Linked DNA regions of Homo sapiens: region 1 is linked to region 2. A link is an interaction called in ENCODE POLR2A ChIA-PET data of the cell type or tissue named here. Cell type or tissue: B cell. All regions are shown on one strand. Each heading gives the region's core, and the rest is flanking DNA. Links, peaks and the distances in the headings are about the cores only.

The links. ChIA-PET counts read pairs that join two places held together with the same protein. Peaks named below come from ENCODE experiments on the same cell type or tissue, not always from the same donor. Only the 100,000 strongest peaks of a DNase experiment are listed, where the experiment ranks them.
Region 1: POLR2A ChIA-PET joins it to region 2 with 9 read pairs; 3 of 35 experiments call an interaction of 5 or more read pairs at or near these places.

The regions. Positions count from the first base shown.
Region 1 is chr1:11,723,607-11,731,932 of GRCh38, forward strand. It overlaps DRAXIN (dorsal inhibitory axon guidance protein), which reads left to right. Exons shown (of 7, transcript NM_198545.4): 7 at 1-2,251. Among named protein-coding and RNA genes, the nearest start is that of AGTRAP, 8.4 kb to the right of the region's middle. RefSeq lists an enhancer at 2,606-3,593. In B cell, for the core only: no CTCF peak of the experiment used is centred there; a DNase peak (open chromatin) is centred at 2,185.
Region 2 is chr1:11,620,504-11,628,829 of GRCh38, forward strand. No RefSeq gene overlaps it. Among named protein-coding and RNA genes, the nearest start is that of LINC01647, 15 kb to the left of the region's middle. In B cell, for the core only: no CTCF peak of the experiment used is centred there; no DNase peak of the experiment used is centred there; H3K27me3 peaks cover 1,465 bases.

The DNA of each region.
Region 1 (8,326 bases), core at 499-4,498, 100 kb after region 2:
TTTGAGACAGAGTTTCACTCTTGTTGCCCAGGCTGGAGTGCAGTGGCACGATCTCGGCTCACTGCGACCTCTGCCTCCTGGGTACAAGTGATTCTCCCGCCTCAGCCTCTCGCGTACCTGGGATTATAGGCAAGCATCACCACGCCCGGTTACTGTTTGTATTTTTAGTAGAGATGGGGTTTCACCATGTTGGCCAGGCTGGTCTCAAACTCCTGACCTCAGGTGATCCCCCCGTCTCAGCCTCCCAAAGTGCTGGGATTACAGGCATGAGCCAGCATGCCTGGCCTGTGAACGCAGAATTCTTATAAGGTGTTTAGAACAGTGCCTAGCACCTAATAAACCTCCAGTGTTAGCTAATTTGTTATTCTAGGAGAATTTTAGATGTCGGTTCTTTGACAATGACCCATCACATACTCTGAGATCATTTCTAAGTCACCATTCAAGCTCCTTCCCCAAAGTGTGTTCCATAGAACACTGGGACCATGAGATGCTCTATTAGAAAGGGTCAGGGTACGGTTCCATGGTCAGAGAGGTTTGGAAAACTGTTCTGGCCTCAGCCCTTGGCAGCATGTGCAGATTCCAGGCACCGAGGCAGGGCTGGAGGAGTAAGTGGCTTTGCAATAAAATGGGTGCTGGAGTCTAAAATGATACCCTGGGTGGAGTGGGGGAGCTGAGCAGGAGGCCAGGTGGCAACCAGTAGCTGCTGGGCCCGTGGCCTGAACCCTCCTGCACTCCTCCAGCTGGAGTCTCACCGCGGATCCCAGGAATACCTGCTGTTCCCACAGGGCTGCCTTTCCGTAGTTTGTCTGGAGACACCAAGAGTGGTTTCCATGCCTGCTGGGAATAGGCTGAGCATGCAATGACATGAGGGCCAAGGCTTGTGGGAAAATGACAGCTTCACAGCCCCTTGAGGAGTGACCAAGCCACAAAGTAAATCCTAAAGCCACAACCCCTTCTACCACTGAGCTGCTGGAGGTGGGTCCTTATTTCAAGCCATATTCAACCCACCCAACAAAACCTAACATTGAGGTGGTGGGCACACGGCCCCTGCCGTGGGGCTCACTCTGCAGCTGGAGAGACAGCATACCTGAAACCTGCAAGGAACCGGTTTATAAAACAACAGAACAGCCAGGAAAATGGTGCTAGGAGAGACAGTGGAGAGGCCAGAGAAGCAAACCACTGTGGCTCCTCACTGGGGGTTTCACGGGGTTGGACTGAGCCCTGTCACCTCTGTGATAGTCTTCACTCTGACAGGCAATGGTGACTGTGTGTGTTTCCTGGGGAGGAGGTTAGCAGGGACGGTTGCCTTTCCTGGGAAGGGCAGTTTGCAGAACCAGGGGTTTATATTGCAGGGAGTGTATTTTCTGAATTCTAAGTCAGAACAAGCAGTCTGATACAGGATCCATGGCTGGGTCACTTCTGGGTGCAAGAGGCTTTCTAGACCTTAGACACTCAAGATTACGGTCCCGGGCCAGTAACAGCACCTGGGAGCTTGGTAGAAATGCAGAATCTTAGCCTAGGCAACATAGGGAGACCTCATCTCTGCAAAAAATAACAAAATTAGCCGGGCATGGTGGTGCACACCTGTAGTCCCAGCTATTCTCCAGGCTGAGGTGGGAGGATCGCTTGAGCCCAAGAGGTTGAGGCTGCAGTGAGCCATGATCGCACCACTGCACTCCAGCTTAGGCAATACAGCGAGACCTTGTCTCAAAAAAAGACAAAAAAAACAAAAAGAAATGTAGATTCTTGGGCCCCACCACCCCACGCCTACTGAGCCAGAATCTCTGGGGGTGGGGCCCAGCCATTTGGCTTTTCACAAGTTCTCCAGGTCATTCTTGGGCACGATCAAATTTGAGAATCACAGGTCTAGGATACGACGGGGAAAACAGAAATGTGGGGTGGTCAGGGACATTCGGATAATTCGGGCTATTTGTATTCAGGTGTGAGCTGGCAAATCCGAGACCTGTTTTGCGTAGCTAATTACCAGCAATGACAAACTCCCAGGCTCTGAGGCCCAAGCCTCCTGGGCTGCAACTGGTCTTTATTTTTGGAGGCAATGAATGGAGCACCTCGGCCTGGGACCCTCAGTGTAGGGTTTTCTGACTCTTAGGCAACTTCCTAGGGTGCTGTACTTCCTTTTTAAAGTTGGGGAGCGGCAGGGGGAGGGGGAAGTGCCACGCCCTTGTAGTTTCATGATGTCATGTTGCATGTGCTCTTGAGCTGTAAATAAAGAGACGATGGTTAAAAAGCCCACCTGGTGTCTCTCTTTGTTCCTCCAGGAGACGGTCTGTCTGTGCTGGTAGTGAGCTCTACAGGGGCATTTGGAGGGGATCCTTAGCCTGGTATTCCACCTATGACTTCTCAACACACTGGACTGAGCATTTGCCCTGAGCTAAGCAGCAAACAAGGCAGACAGGACCCCTGCCCTCGCCTGGTCCTCATCATAATCCCTCAGCCAGACCTCTTGACTGCGAGTCTCAGATTTTTTTGTTGTTTTTTTTTTTTTAGACAGAGTCTTGCTCTGTCACCCATGCTGGAGTAAAGTGGCACGGTCTCGGCTCACTGCAACTTCTGCCCCCCAGGTTCAAGCAATTCTCCTGCCTCAGCCTCCCGAGTAGCTGGGATTACAAACGTGTGCCACCACGCCAGGCTACTTTTTGTATTTTTAGTACAGACGGGATTTCACCATGTTGGCCAGGCTGGTCTCAAACTCCTGACCTCAAGTGATCCACCCACCTCGGCCTCCCAAAGTGCTGGGATTACAGGCATGAGCCACCGCACCTGGCCGGAGTCCCAGATTTTTATCTCCCTACCCATTTTAGGGTTGGGGCAGCTGAGGTCCGAAAGAGATTCTGAGGTGGGTTGCAGCAGGCCGGTCCCCAGCAGCTTCCTTCCGAGCCAAGGTGGCCGAGTGCAGAGAAGAGCAGAAGCGGGACTCCTGCAAGATAAGAAAGGACAAGGCAGCTCAACAGAAGCCAGGGCTGGGGCAGGGTCAGTTGCCATCTTGGGAAAGGGCATGAACTGGTGAGGGGGTGGCCTGGCTTGGCACCAGGAAGGACATCTCTTATCGTGGTGGCAGTTCCAGCCAGTGCCGCCCAGCTCTGCTGACCAGGGCTTCCTCGGGCAGGCTGTTATGTCTCCCAGTGACCTTGATCCTAAAGCCAAGGTGGGGCCCAGACACCCCTGGGGGCCGTGGTGACCACAGAGATGGGGCGCCCTGAGAGCCTGGTGTCCGTATCTGCAGAGACGTCTCTGCCTAGCCAGGACAGGGAAAATCAGGCTTCCCAAATCCAGGGTTTCCTAAAACATGGGTCCTCGGACCCCCAGCATCAGAATCCTGTGGACGGCAAGCCCAGGTTTCTGAGCCCCACCTGGGCCTCTGACTCAGAATTCCAGGCATGGGCTTGGGAATCTGCACAACTGAAACTCAAGTCTGAGAGCTGCTGCACCAAATCTTCTGAGAACTCACAGTCCTCCCCACACAGCCCCAGGTGGCTGGAGGAGCTCCCACGGGGGATGGTTCTGAGGAGCTGAGCCCAGAAGGCCTGTACCCCTCCAAGAGACTTTGCAAGTCATACCCTCTCTGCCCACTACTCAACTCTGCCATCGTCGTATGAAAGCAGCCATGGATCACACAGAAACAGATGCATGCAAATGAGTGAGCACAGCAGCGTTCCAATAAAACTTTATTTACACAAAAGGGTAGCGGGCCAGATTTGGTCCAGGAGCTGTAGCTTGCTGACCCCAGTCTGTACTACTGACCCCTGGGTCAAAGGTTACAGAAAGGCATGCTGGCCATCTAAAAGCCAAACCCCTCTGTCCTGGGATGTCCACTGGATCCCATTTCTACTAATAAAGGTCAGAACAGTGCTGAGATAAGGGGTTAGGGCAGTCAAGCCCAAGGCCACAGGATGTCAGCTCTCAGTGCCAGCAGCCTGGGTGCAGCCCTTGGTGGAGGGCAGATGGCTGCACTGGGGTGGATCAGTCAGGGTTCTCCAGAGAAACAGAAACAATTGGATATTATTTATATATCTTAAAATATCTATGTATTTATATATCTCATGTGTGTGTGTGTGTGTGTGTGTATACACACAGTCATGTACCATATAAACATTTCAGTCAATGACAGACCACACATACAACAGTGGTCTCATAAGATTGTTTTGTTTTGTTTTTGAGACAGAATCTGGCTTTACGTCTAGGTTGCGCACAGTCATGACACTATGTCTAGTGGCACAATCATGGTTCATTGCAGCCTCAAACTCCTGGGCTCAAATGATCCTCCTGCCTCGGCCTCCGAAGTTTTGTATTATTAATGCAATAATAATTATTGTATTATAAATACAGTAATTAGCCTGGTTAATTATTGTATTTTTTGTAGAGACGGGGTCTCGCTATGTTGCCCAGGCTGGTCTCAAACTCCTGGCCTCAGTGATCCTCTGCCTCAGTCTCCCAAAGTGCTGGGATTACAGGCATGAGCCACCATGCCTGTAATGAGCCACCATGCCATAAGATTCTAATACCATACTTTTACTGTACCTTTTCTATGTCTAGATATGTTTAGATACACAAATACTCATCATTGTGTCACAGTTGTCTGCAGTATTCAGTACAGTAACATACTGTGCAAGTCTGTGGCCCAGGAGCAACAGGCTATCTCAGAGAGCCTAGGTGTGTGGGAGGCTTCACCATCTAGGTTTGTGTGAGTACACACTATGATGTTTGCAGTGTGTAATGCTATGATGTTTGCCCATCAATGAAATTGTCTAATGACACATTTCTCAGAATGTATTCCTGCTGTTAAGCAATGCATGACTGTATATAAAGAGATTTATTTTATGGAATTGGCTCCCATGATTGTAGGGGCTGGCAAGTCTGTAATTAGTAGGACAGGCAGGCAAGCCAGAAACTCAGGCAGGAGTTAATGCTGCAGTCTTGAGGCTGAATTTCTTCTCCCAAGACCTCAGTTTTTGTTCTTAAGGCCTTCAACTGATAGGATGAGGCCCACCACATTCTCAGGGGTACCCTCCTTTCCTTCAAGCCAACTGACTGCAGATGCCCTCACACACACCTACATTCTTTTTTGACTGAAACCTTGGATACTAGAACTTGCCCAAGCTGACACACGAAATTGACCATCATGGAGCTTTCTGGAGCTCAGCTCCCCAGCTCAGATCCCGGTGACTGGACGTGCGACAGAGTTGACCGTGGCGGGTCATGAAGCTCTGGGCTTCCTCACTCTGTTTGGCAGCTTGAGCCTCAGTGTAGCGGTGGCCAACCCTGGTCATGAACATGGACACACATGCTGTGGTGGGCCCAGACCAGTGTCTACCCAGTGTTAGGACATGAAATTGCAATTTGGGGTGGGATGGGGTGGGGAGGGATCGGGTGAGGAGCGATATGAATGGATGCCTGACTGGGTCAGCAAATGACAAAACAGAGCTGCCCCTGTCCCTTCATCACACCTCCCCCAACACACGATGGCATATCCTGAAACTCACACGTTTGCACTGGGGAACCACAGTCAGGAGCCTGGGCTCTGTCCCTGCTGGCGATTAGGCACTGCGGCAAGGGCACAATTGGACGGCGCTATATGCTGTGGTCTTGAACTGGCACTGTGCATCCCGACCTTGACCTGTGTCAGCGCCTGGCACAGAGCAGAATACCTGTGTACAGAGGGAACACCTTCCTCCAGACACAGCCCTGGCCTCCATTGACGGCGTGAGGCGCCCCTCCTCTTGCGTAACTGGGAACTGTTAGACCTTCTTTTGCCAAGCATGAAAATGGAAGCACAAAGGAATTAAGGCCACTTGCCCAAAGTGGTGCTGGAGAGGCCTCCCCCAGGTCTGCCTGACTCCAAAACCTGATCATGTCCATGACCCCGTGTTGCCTCTCAAATACCTGAAGTTTACTGAGCACCTACTAGGAGCTGATCACTGATCTCACCCCTACTCCCACCTCACAGGCACTGTGCCACTCATTTAGGACCCATCGAGGCCGCTGTCAGGCAGGGGGCTGCCAGGACCGAAGTTGGATTCACCTTCAGGCCGGCTTCCCAGAGAGGAAGAGGGCTGGATTCCTTCCAGAGAGCCAGTGGAAGCACCCTCCCCTCCCCCACCCACTTCCTCGTTCTTCTCTTCTCTCTCCCTGTGGCCACTGGCCCCCTGCAAGGAAGATGAGACCTCGAAGAGCCTGCAGCAGAGTCAGACGTGAAAGCCACCGCCAGTGAGGCCTGAAAGCAGTGAAAGCAAACACCAAAGATAAACCCCATGGCAGATAGGCGTCTCGGGCCGTCGGGCTCAGTGACCACAACAGGCCTCATGTGTGTATCTGAGCCATCACTCAGATTCAGCCAGAGCCCTCCAACGCCTCCCTTGGAATTCCAGCAGCATCCACGTGGAAAAATGGGAGAACGAAGAGAGGAGGAGGAAGCAGCCTGAAGTTATGACACAACCAGGACAGGCCATGGGAGGCGGGAGGCAAGCAGCACACATTGAAACTCGCTCCGTGCAGGGCCTGGGCCAGGGGCTGGAGTTGATCTCTGAACAAGATGCTCAGAGTTGAGGAAAGCACGTGAGCATGCACATGCACACACACACACGCACCCACACATACATGCACACGCACACACACGCACCCGCACATGCAGACACCCACACCCACACACATGCACACCCATGCACATGCCCATGCACACCTACACACATGCACACACACACACCACCGCACATGCACACCCATGCACATGCCCATGCACACCTACACACATGCACACACACACACACCTGCACATGTGCGTGCACACGCACACAATAAAATAAGAGGATTGCTGCTGTATGCAGCAGGGGTTGAAGGAAATACCATAGGTCAGAATTTGAGAGTAGCTGAAGTGCCTCTCCTTCCTCTTGGGCAATAGCCTCTTACTTCCGCTTGTGTTCTGGGTGGTTTCTAACACAGCCACAGCTTCCTGGACTCCAACAGGGCACAGGCAATTTCCTTTTCTGCCTTTTCTACAATCACCAAAGGTTCCATAGGGCATTCTGATGGGTTCTCTGAGCACAAGGGTCTCTGGAGGGACAGGGCACTATTGCCACATGTCTGGGAAGGCCTGGCGGGGATCATTCTTAACCGGCAGTAATTTTCATAGGACCCTGATGAGGTGGCAGAGCAGCCGGAACATCAGGCATGATTTCCTGTGTTTTAAAGCTCAAGGAGTATTTATGGAGGCTGGCTGGAGTCCATAAGTGTCAGCAAGGGATGCCGCTGTAAGATTGAATTCTGTGCCATCGGGACAAATCGTTCAGAGTCAGCCCTCATTAGTTTTAAGTAGTCACAGAAACAAATGTCCCCTCTGGCCGGGCACGGTGGCTCACGCTTGTAATCCCAGCACCTTGGGAGGCCAAGGCAGGTGGATCATGAGGTCAGGAGTTTGAGACCAGCCTGGCCAACACAGTAAAACCCCGTCTCTACTAAAAATACAAAAATTAGCCGGGTGTGGTGGCACATGGCTGTAGTCCCAGCTACTTGGGAGGTTGAGGCAGGAGAATTGCTTGAACCCGGCAGGTGCAGGCTGCAGCGAGCCAAGATCGCCCCACTGCACACTAGCCCGGGCGACAGTGTGAGAGTTCATCTCAAGAAAAAAAAAAAAAGCAAAATTAGCTGGGCATGGTGGTGTGAGCCTGTAATACCAGCTACTTGGGAGGCTGAGATGGGAGGATCACTTGAGCCCAGGAGTTGGAGGCTGCAGTGAGCCAAGGTTGCACCACTGTACTCCAGTCTGGGTGACAGAGCACCTAGAGGGCCCTGTCTCAAAAAAAGAAAATAAAATGCATTTAATACACCTAACCTACTGAACATCATAGCTTAGTCTAGCCTACTTTAAACATGCTCAGAACACTTACATTAGCCTACAGTTGTGCAAAATCATGAAAAACAAGCCTATTTCATAATAAAGTGCTGAAAACCCTATGGAATTTATTGAACACTATACTGCAAGTGAAAAACAGAACGGTTATACTGGGGACTGGAAATATGGTTTCTACTGAACGCAGATCGCTTTCGCACTGTTGGAAAGTAGACAAATCATGTCAGACCATTGTAAGTTGGGGAGTGTCTGTACTCACTCAATACATGACCCCAAGCCTTGTGGAATGCCACGTGGGGGTCTATTATGTCCTTCCATAGCCAAGAATAGGTCGTGGCAGGAACTCCGGTTCCTTTGAGGATACCGACAGTTTCACTTTCTTTTGTTTCTCCGTGCTTCCCACCTCCCCGCATCCCCCCAACCCCACCAGCCTGCCAAGCCCGCCCAGCCAGCTGGGTGTTC
Region 2 (8,326 bases), core at 2,898-6,897:
TGTCACTCCCGCTCCTAGTTTCTCCCACCTCGTCCTTGGACACAACTGGGAATCTCTTTAAGGCTCACAATTGGGCCCTTTCAACTGGCATTGGTTCCACGCCTCACCACGTGACTCCGCCTCTCCCCAAGCTTTTCAGTGGCCACTTTCTCAGCCCAACGAAGCCTGACAAATCCTTCCTGCAAACGTGCATGTCCCGGGCTCAGAATAACCTACCAAAAGAAAATAAAACCCCCATGAAGTGAGTCCAGGTGACTCAAAGCGTTCTGTTGGCAGCAGCATTTCCGGCGTCTGCTTTCTCTCTGGATCACAAACATTTCTCATCTGCTGGAGCCATTCAAGACAAGGCCACAGGCAGCCAAGGAAGCCCATGGCCCTGGAGACCCCAAACAACTGCACTGAAATGATTAGATGCTCCCCATCTTCCTGCCAGGAGTGTGTTGGGGGCCGGGGAAGGAAGACATCTGGTCTTTTGTACAAATAGAGAATAACAACAATCGTAGTAATTGTCAGTACAAAGTTATTGCCACTCACTATATGCCAGCCATTGTTCTGTTAATAGGCACTTTGCATTTCTTAGCTCATTTAGTCCTAACACCAAGTCACTAAGACAATTATTAATACTGTGCCCATTTTACAGTTGGGAACACTTGCAAAGACTGAATCCATCTGACAACCCGTGATCAACACCCTTACATGGCAATGATCAGTGGAGCAGAGAAATGGCTGCCCCTTTAGGTGGGACGCGCTGTTCCAATTTGCCACAGCCCCCACCAGTCCCTGTTATATTACACCCTGTCTGTCTCACCCATTTAAGTCACTTGCTCTGCACCTATGGGTGTCTGAGTTGTCAACCTCTACACTATGCTGCCTCCTCCCTCATACTTCCTTCACTCTCATCTCCTTCTTCAGGAATCAGGATTTGGGGCCTAAATCTGCAGAAAGCTCGACCCTTCCCTTTCCTACAGACTGACTCCTCCAGGAAGCCTTCCCTGCTTAATCACCAACGCTGCAAATGTCTAAGCTGAAAGGATTATTTGAGGTCATTTGGTTCTAACCCGTCAGTTACAGATGAGGATACTGAGGCCCAGAGAGCTAGGAATGCTGCTGTCTGCCTGGTCCTACGCCTAACGGTGATCAAGCCCTGTCCGCCAACAAGGTCAGCATGCCCCTTCCTACCTGTCGGGGAGGTAGGGCTGGGGTTGTTCCCGTGCCCATTTTATGGATGAAGGAACTGAGGCAAGATGCTGGGTCTCTCTTTGCAATGTCTGAGGCTGCTCTCACTTCCGAGGGCTCCCTGACCACGGGCCAAGGCTGTTTGGCCCTCCCAGTATTCCTGATGCTTCCATCAGTCCCTGAGCTCTAGAACCAGGTCTGAGCCCCCTCACCTTTGCCTGGGCACAGGGCCTCAAGGAGCCCTAGCTTTGTGCTGCACCTAAGCCTCCTTGTCTGATATTCTGGCCCTTCGTTCCACCTCCTGCATTTCACATCTGGCCCAGCTACACTGTCCTTCCAGGGGTAGGTGGAGCCTGTATTCTGCTTATTTCCCAACAGAAGAAAGAGCATCCCAGAGAGGCTAAATGTGACCTAAGGTCACACAGGGACTCCTGGCAAAGCTGGCAGCAGCACCTGACCCCAACCCCTGTCTTACCATGTTTTTCTCTCCACTCTGTGACCCATTCTCTCTGCTCAGGCCTCCCTCTGGGGACCCCGACCATCTGGAAGACATTCCTTTTTCTGAGTGGGCAGTAGAGTCTTAGACCCACCCCAGACAGTCATTTTTGTGGAACCTTTGATACACACACCCTGGCAGGACCCTTAGGGTCCCCTCCCTCCTACTTCCAGGACCTGCCTATCTCTGGATAACCCAAGACTGTCTGTACAGCTGTGCAGGTTGCACACTGCTCGCCCAGCACAGCCACTTACTACAGTCCTAATTGTCACTCACTAGGCATCCCCACACATCCTGCACAGTACAGCTGCCAAATGCAGGAAGGGTTGCAGCAGCCTGCCACTCCCGGGCACCAGTGAGCTTCTCCTTCTCCACTCTGCACCTCCTAACCCTCCCACCACCACCTCTGAAGCAATCAGGAGGCCACCAGGACTGGCAGGAAAGGTCCCCTGAGTAGGGGAAATCTTGCTTGGCCATAATTAAACTCCACTGCTGTGCAGGCTGCAGACAAAAAGGAACCCATAATGGGATTAGAATTGTAATAAATTAAAATCATAAATTCAATAAACGCCTTCTTGGCCTCCCTCTGGAAATGGCCAGCCCACAGCAACTGGCTTTGGTAGGCATAACGGAGGGGCCATGGGAAGACAGGTCAGTGCAGACAGGCAGGCTGCAGTTTCAGCTGCTGGTCCCAGCTGACTGGGGCCAGGTCAGGGACCCTTCTCCAGAGCAGACTCACCCAAGGACAGGCCATGACCACCGGTGGTGCTCCAGAACCCACTGTGGCTCCCTATCACCCCACCATTTAATCCAGCTTAGCCCTTCACCAACTTCCTGCCTTAGGATTTACTGACACACGCCTCTGCCATCCATCATTTGGGCATCCATTAAATGGCCATTGGCCTCAAATGTACAGGGTGGTGGAAGGGACGCATTTGACATGGGAAGGTTCTGAGTTTGAATCCCAGCTCTAGCACATGCGAGCAGTGAGACCTGGGATGGGTACGTGCATTCAGGTGTACTCCCCCCTCCCACCCTGAGAACACCTTTTACCCACCCTTGTACTCATCCTCTCATTTTGCCTGTAATTTATTGAGTTCCTACTGTGTGCTGGACTCTGTGTCAATCAGTGGGGAAAACAGCAGCAAGACAGGCAAGGTCACGGGGCTGGCATTCCAACAGGGGACACAGCAGCAGGCAAGTTCACGAATCATGAGTTATCACTGCAGAGGGGCCACAAATCAGAGGTCCAGGAGACCAACTGTGGGGAAGGGGGAACATGAAAGGAGAAGATTTCTTTTTTTTTTTTGAGACATAGTTTCGCTCTTGTCCCCCAGGCTGGAGTGCAGTGGCGCAATCTCAACTCACTGCAACCTCTGCCTCCCGGGTTCAAGCGATTCTCCTGCCTCAGCCTCCCGAGTAGCTGGGATTACAGGTGCCCAGCTCATTTTTGTATTTTTGGTAGAGACAGGGTTTCACCATGTTGACCAGGCTGGTCCCAAACTCCTGACCTCATGTGATCTGCCCACCTTGGCCTCCCAAAGTACTGGGATTATAGGCGCGAACCACTGTGTCCGACCAGAGAGAAGATTTTTGTGGAGCACTAAAGCTTGAGCTGAAGTCTGAGGGTTAAGCTAAGAGAAGAGAATGGAGGAGACATGGAGCACTCTCAACACAGATGAGAGCATGTGCAAAGGCCCTGGGGTGGGAGCAGCAGAGGATCCTAGGTTGTGGTTTGCGGGTTTTTTGAGACGAGGTCTCACTCTACCCAGGCTGAAGTGCAGTGGCACGATCACGGCTCACTGCAGCCTTGACCTCCCAGTCTCAAGAGATCCTCCCACCTCAGCCTCCTGAGTAGCTGGGACTACAAGCGTGCACTGCTACACCTGGCTACATTTTTTAAAAATTTTTTGTAGATTGGGGTCTCACTATATTGTCCAGGCTGGTCTTGAGCTCCTGAGCTCAAGCGACCCTCTTGCCTCGGCCTCTCAAAGTGCTGAGATTATAGGCATGAGACACCACACCCCACTGGACTTTTTTAAAAGAATGTAAAATTAGGCATGAAAGTTCATGCTTATTTAGAAGGAAAAAGTGTTACAAATTACATTTAAAATACATTTTAAAATATATTTTCATTAACTGCTCAACACACATATTTTTTTCTTTCATTTTTGGCTGCATGTTCTTTTTGGATTCCCCCTTTAACTGTCAAGATTTTGTAATATCATTTTCTAGAGAGAAGATAGATAATTCCTCCAGCATGGCTGAGTGAAATATACACATACAAATTAGCCAGGTGTGATGGCACACTCCTGTGATCCCAGCTATTAATATTATACTTGGGAGGCTGAGGTGGGAAGATCATTTGGGCATGAGAGATCAAGGCTGCAGTGAGCCATGACTGTGCCACTGCACTCCAGCCTGGGCAACAAAGCAAGATCCTGTCTCAAAAAAAGAAAATATATATATACATACATTCATATACACAGACACATATGTGTATATATACATACATATATAATAAATGTATTTTGTTATGTAGGATGCACAAAACATGTGTCTTAACACACACTCACACACACACACACACATTTATTGTCTGTAGAGCTGCGACAGGTTTGTGCCTTACTGTGGCTGGCAGAATAATAGCCCCCCAAAACTGTCTATGCCCCAATCCCCTGTGACTATATTAGGTTACATGGCAAAGGGAGTTGAAGCTGCTCATCAGCTGACTTTAAAATAGGGAGATTATCCTGGATGAGCCAGGTGGGCCCAAAGTCATCATAGGATCCTTAAAAGTGGAAGAGGGTGGCTGGGTGCGGTGGCTGATGCCTGTAATCCCAGCACTTTGGGAGGCCAAGGCAGGCGGATCACTTGAGGCCAGGAGTTTGAGGCTGGCCAATATAGCAAAACCTCATCTCTACTAAAAATACAAAAATTAGCTGGGCATGGTGGCTCACACCTGTAATCCCAGCTACTCAGGAGGCTGAGGCGTAAGAATTGCTTGAACCTGGGAGGTGGAGGATACAGTGAGCCGAGATCCTGCCACTGCACTCCAGCCTGAGCAACAGAGCAAGACTCTGTCTCAAAAAAACAAAACAAAAAAAAAGGCGGAAGAGATAAGAGGGAGAATCAGAGACAGAGCAGTGTGAGAAGGACCCAGTTCAACATAGATGAGGGTCGGGGCCACACACCAAGGAATGCGGGCAGCCTCTGGAAGCTGGAAAATGCATGGACGTGAATTTCCTTTTAAAGCCTCCGAAAGGGAATGCACCTTGATTTTGGCCCAGGGAGACCCACTTTGGACTTCTGACCTGCAGAGCCGTGAATTAGTCCATTTGTGTTGCCGAAGCCACTGCATTTGTGATTGTTTGTTACAGAGGCTGTCAGAAACGAACGCACCTCCAAATGCAGGCATTCTGATCAATCCCGTTTCATCTGATCACTTTGCGGAGGCGGGAAGTCTGAGTGGACAGAGACAATAGTATGGTCGGTCTTCATGGACTGCAGTTCACATCATCTACATCTGCAAATTTTACAAACACACATAAGCGTGTGGACATGAGGCTAAGGCCCCTCTCAGGGCCTCGGAAGGGATCTGTGCAATAGAAGGCCCCAAGCCCTGAGAGCCATCGGTGTTTGGCAACTCCGCATTAGTCTCATTCAAATAACTCAAAGCAGATGTGGTGTTGGGGCCACAGAGAGCCTGGAAGAGGAGCTGGTGCCAGTCCAGCTGGGGCTTCGTGGCTCAAAGTAGGGGCCTGACCTCGTCCTATTCCCCAGTGGTGCTGGCGTCAGTCCCCAGTGGCTGTCGGGTGGTGGACGGGCTGGAGGAGAAGGGGTGGGCGCCAGGCAGATCACTGCAGGAGTCTCCCCTTCAGGATGTGGTGGAGGAGATGGTGGGATGGGGGTGAGGGTGAGGAAGGGAAGCAGGGGAACCGCTTAGCAGGGAGCAGCCCCAAGAGTTTCTGCCAGGTGGGAGGTGGGCTTGGGGAGGAGCAATGTCAGAGCTGACTCCAAGACTCTGGCTGAGAGTTGGGAAGAGCCCAAGGGGTGGGGTGGGCGGGGGCTGTGACAGAGAAGAGGGCACCCGTGTGCTCACCTCCCCTTCCCACCTCCAGCCTGCAGGACAGAAAAAAGCAAGTCTTTCCTCACTTCCCTGCACCTGCCAAACCACCATGTTGGGACAACACCAGACCAAGGACCCCTCCCCACCCAGTGTTACCAGTAAGGCTGAGAGCTTCAGCTCAGGACGAGGTCTGCAAAAAACAGACAGAAACAGAAACAAACAGGTTTCTTTCCTCTTTGACTAGGCTCTCTGGGCTTCTCAGGTTCCTACAGGACCCCGCCCATTCCCAAGCCCTGTGCTCTGCCCCACCTCTGCAGCCCCCCATGCCTAGCCCTCTGGGGGTCTCCATCCCTCCCATCCCAACGCCCAAGCCAAGCCCAGAGTCATTGTGAGCACTTATTAAGCCACTAATTAATTGAATTTTTCCCCCTCATTGCATGCTGTTAATTAGTTTCTTGTAGTAACATAGACTATTATTCTTGGAAGTAATAACTTGGTCCCGGAGGCAGTTTTAATGCTACTTATAATTACCAGAGGAGGCAGAGTCTTGGGCTTAGGTGGGCGGAGCTAATCCAGCACAAGAAAGGAGGAAAGTCAACATGGTTCTTCCTTGTCTAAAAGATGTCTTTTATTTTGCCTTACTATTGTTCTGTATTTTCTAAATTTTCTGCAATGGAAAGCATTTTTTTTTTTCTTTTGAGACAGAGTGTCGCTTTTACGCCCAGGCTACAGTGAAATGGAGCGATCTCGGCTCACTGCAACCTCCACTCCCCGGGTTCAAGCGATTTCTCCTGCCTCAGCCTCATGAGTAGCTGGGATTACAGGCATTCGCCACCACGCCCGGCTAATTTTTGTATTTTTAAGAGAGACAGGGTTTCGCTATGTTGGTCAGGCTGGTCTTGAACTCCTGACCTCAGGTGATCTACCCACCTCAGCCTCCCAAAGTGCTGGGGTTACAGATGTGAGCCACCTTACCCGGCCGGAAAGCATTATTTTTATAACATGAAAAGTAAGTTTTTTTAAAGGCAGGAAAGCTTTAGAGTGGCTGTGAAATTGTCCCTGGGAGAAAGGAGCTACAGAGGGCTGGGGTAGGGCCCAGTGGGGAGTGGATGCCATTTCCTTCTGCAGCTTCTGTTCCAGGCTGTCCTTTCTGTCCTCTCCCTGTGGCCCCATGGCCAGTAAGCACCAAAACCAGCGTGCAGAATCAGGGCTCTGAGTCCAAGTTCAGAGACCTAACCCTGGCCTCAAACCCCCTCATCTGGCATCTGATAGGCGGGTGTATTAGGGAGAAATCAGCCAGGGGTAAAGTCTTCCCAGATCAAGCACCAGAAAGCCACAGGGAGGAGAGGATGAACAGGAAGCATAAGAAGTTGCAAATTGCCTGTAATCCCAGCTCTTTGAGAGGCCAAAGTAGGCGGATCACCTGAGGTCAGGAGTTCGAGACTAGCCTGGGCAACATGACAAAACCACATCTCTACTACAAATACAAAAATTAGGCAGGCATGGTGGCACACACCTGTAATCCCAGCTACTCGGGAGGCTGAAGCACAAGAATCACTTGAACCCAGAAGGTGGAGGTTGTGGTGAGCTGAGATCACACCACTGCATACCAGCCTGGGTGACACAGCGAGACTCCGTCTCAAAAAAAAAAAGAACTAAGCCTCTCTTGCCTCAGTTTTCCACTCATGGACGTTGTAGTCTAGTGAAAGAAATAGACAAAGAGGTACGTCAACAGAAAATAAACTAAAAGAGAACTGTAGGGCAGAGAAACATACCATAGATAGGATGGTCAGGGTCACCGGGCGTGGTGGCTCACACCTGTAATCCCAGCACTTTGGGAGGCCGAGGCGGGTGAGTCACGAGGTCAGGAGATCGAGACCATCCTGGCTAACACAGGTGAAACCCCATCTCTATTAAAAATACAAAAAAATTAGCCAGGTGTGGTGGCGGGCACCTGTAGTCCCAGCTACTCCAGAGGCTGAGGCAGGAGAATGGCATGAACCCGGGAGGCGGAGTTTGCAGTGAGCCGAGATCACGCCACTGCACTCCAGCTTGGGCTACAGAGCAAGACTCCGTCTCAAAAAATAAATAAATAAATAAAAGATAGGATGGTCAGGGTCTCCTTGAGGGCACGATGTTTAAGCTGAGATCAGAAGGATGAGCAAAGAAAAAAAAAGACACTAGCATAGAAAAAATGCATCCTAGAGGACACATATGTGTTTATCTCTTGTGGGGGGGGTGTTCAGTGCACTGCCCCCTGACCAGATTCCTGCCATGTTCTCAGAGCCCAGTGAAAAGCTATCACTCACACCAATAAAAGCACCTATTAACCTTGAGTGAGACCTCAATTAGCAACAAGGCCTTAGCTCCACCATCAACCTGGGTATGGGAGGGAAGGGTGGCAGGGCACCACACCCGACTGTTAAAGCCACCTGTGATGTTAAAAAGTGGCCACGCAGGGGTTGAAAACTCTTAACTCTCCAATGGGAATTCATGTTACTATTCCTCAGTTCTTCCACAACAAGCAACCGCTTCCCAGCAGCAGAGACATCTTTTGCTGCTCCAATGTGACAGCCATCCTCTGC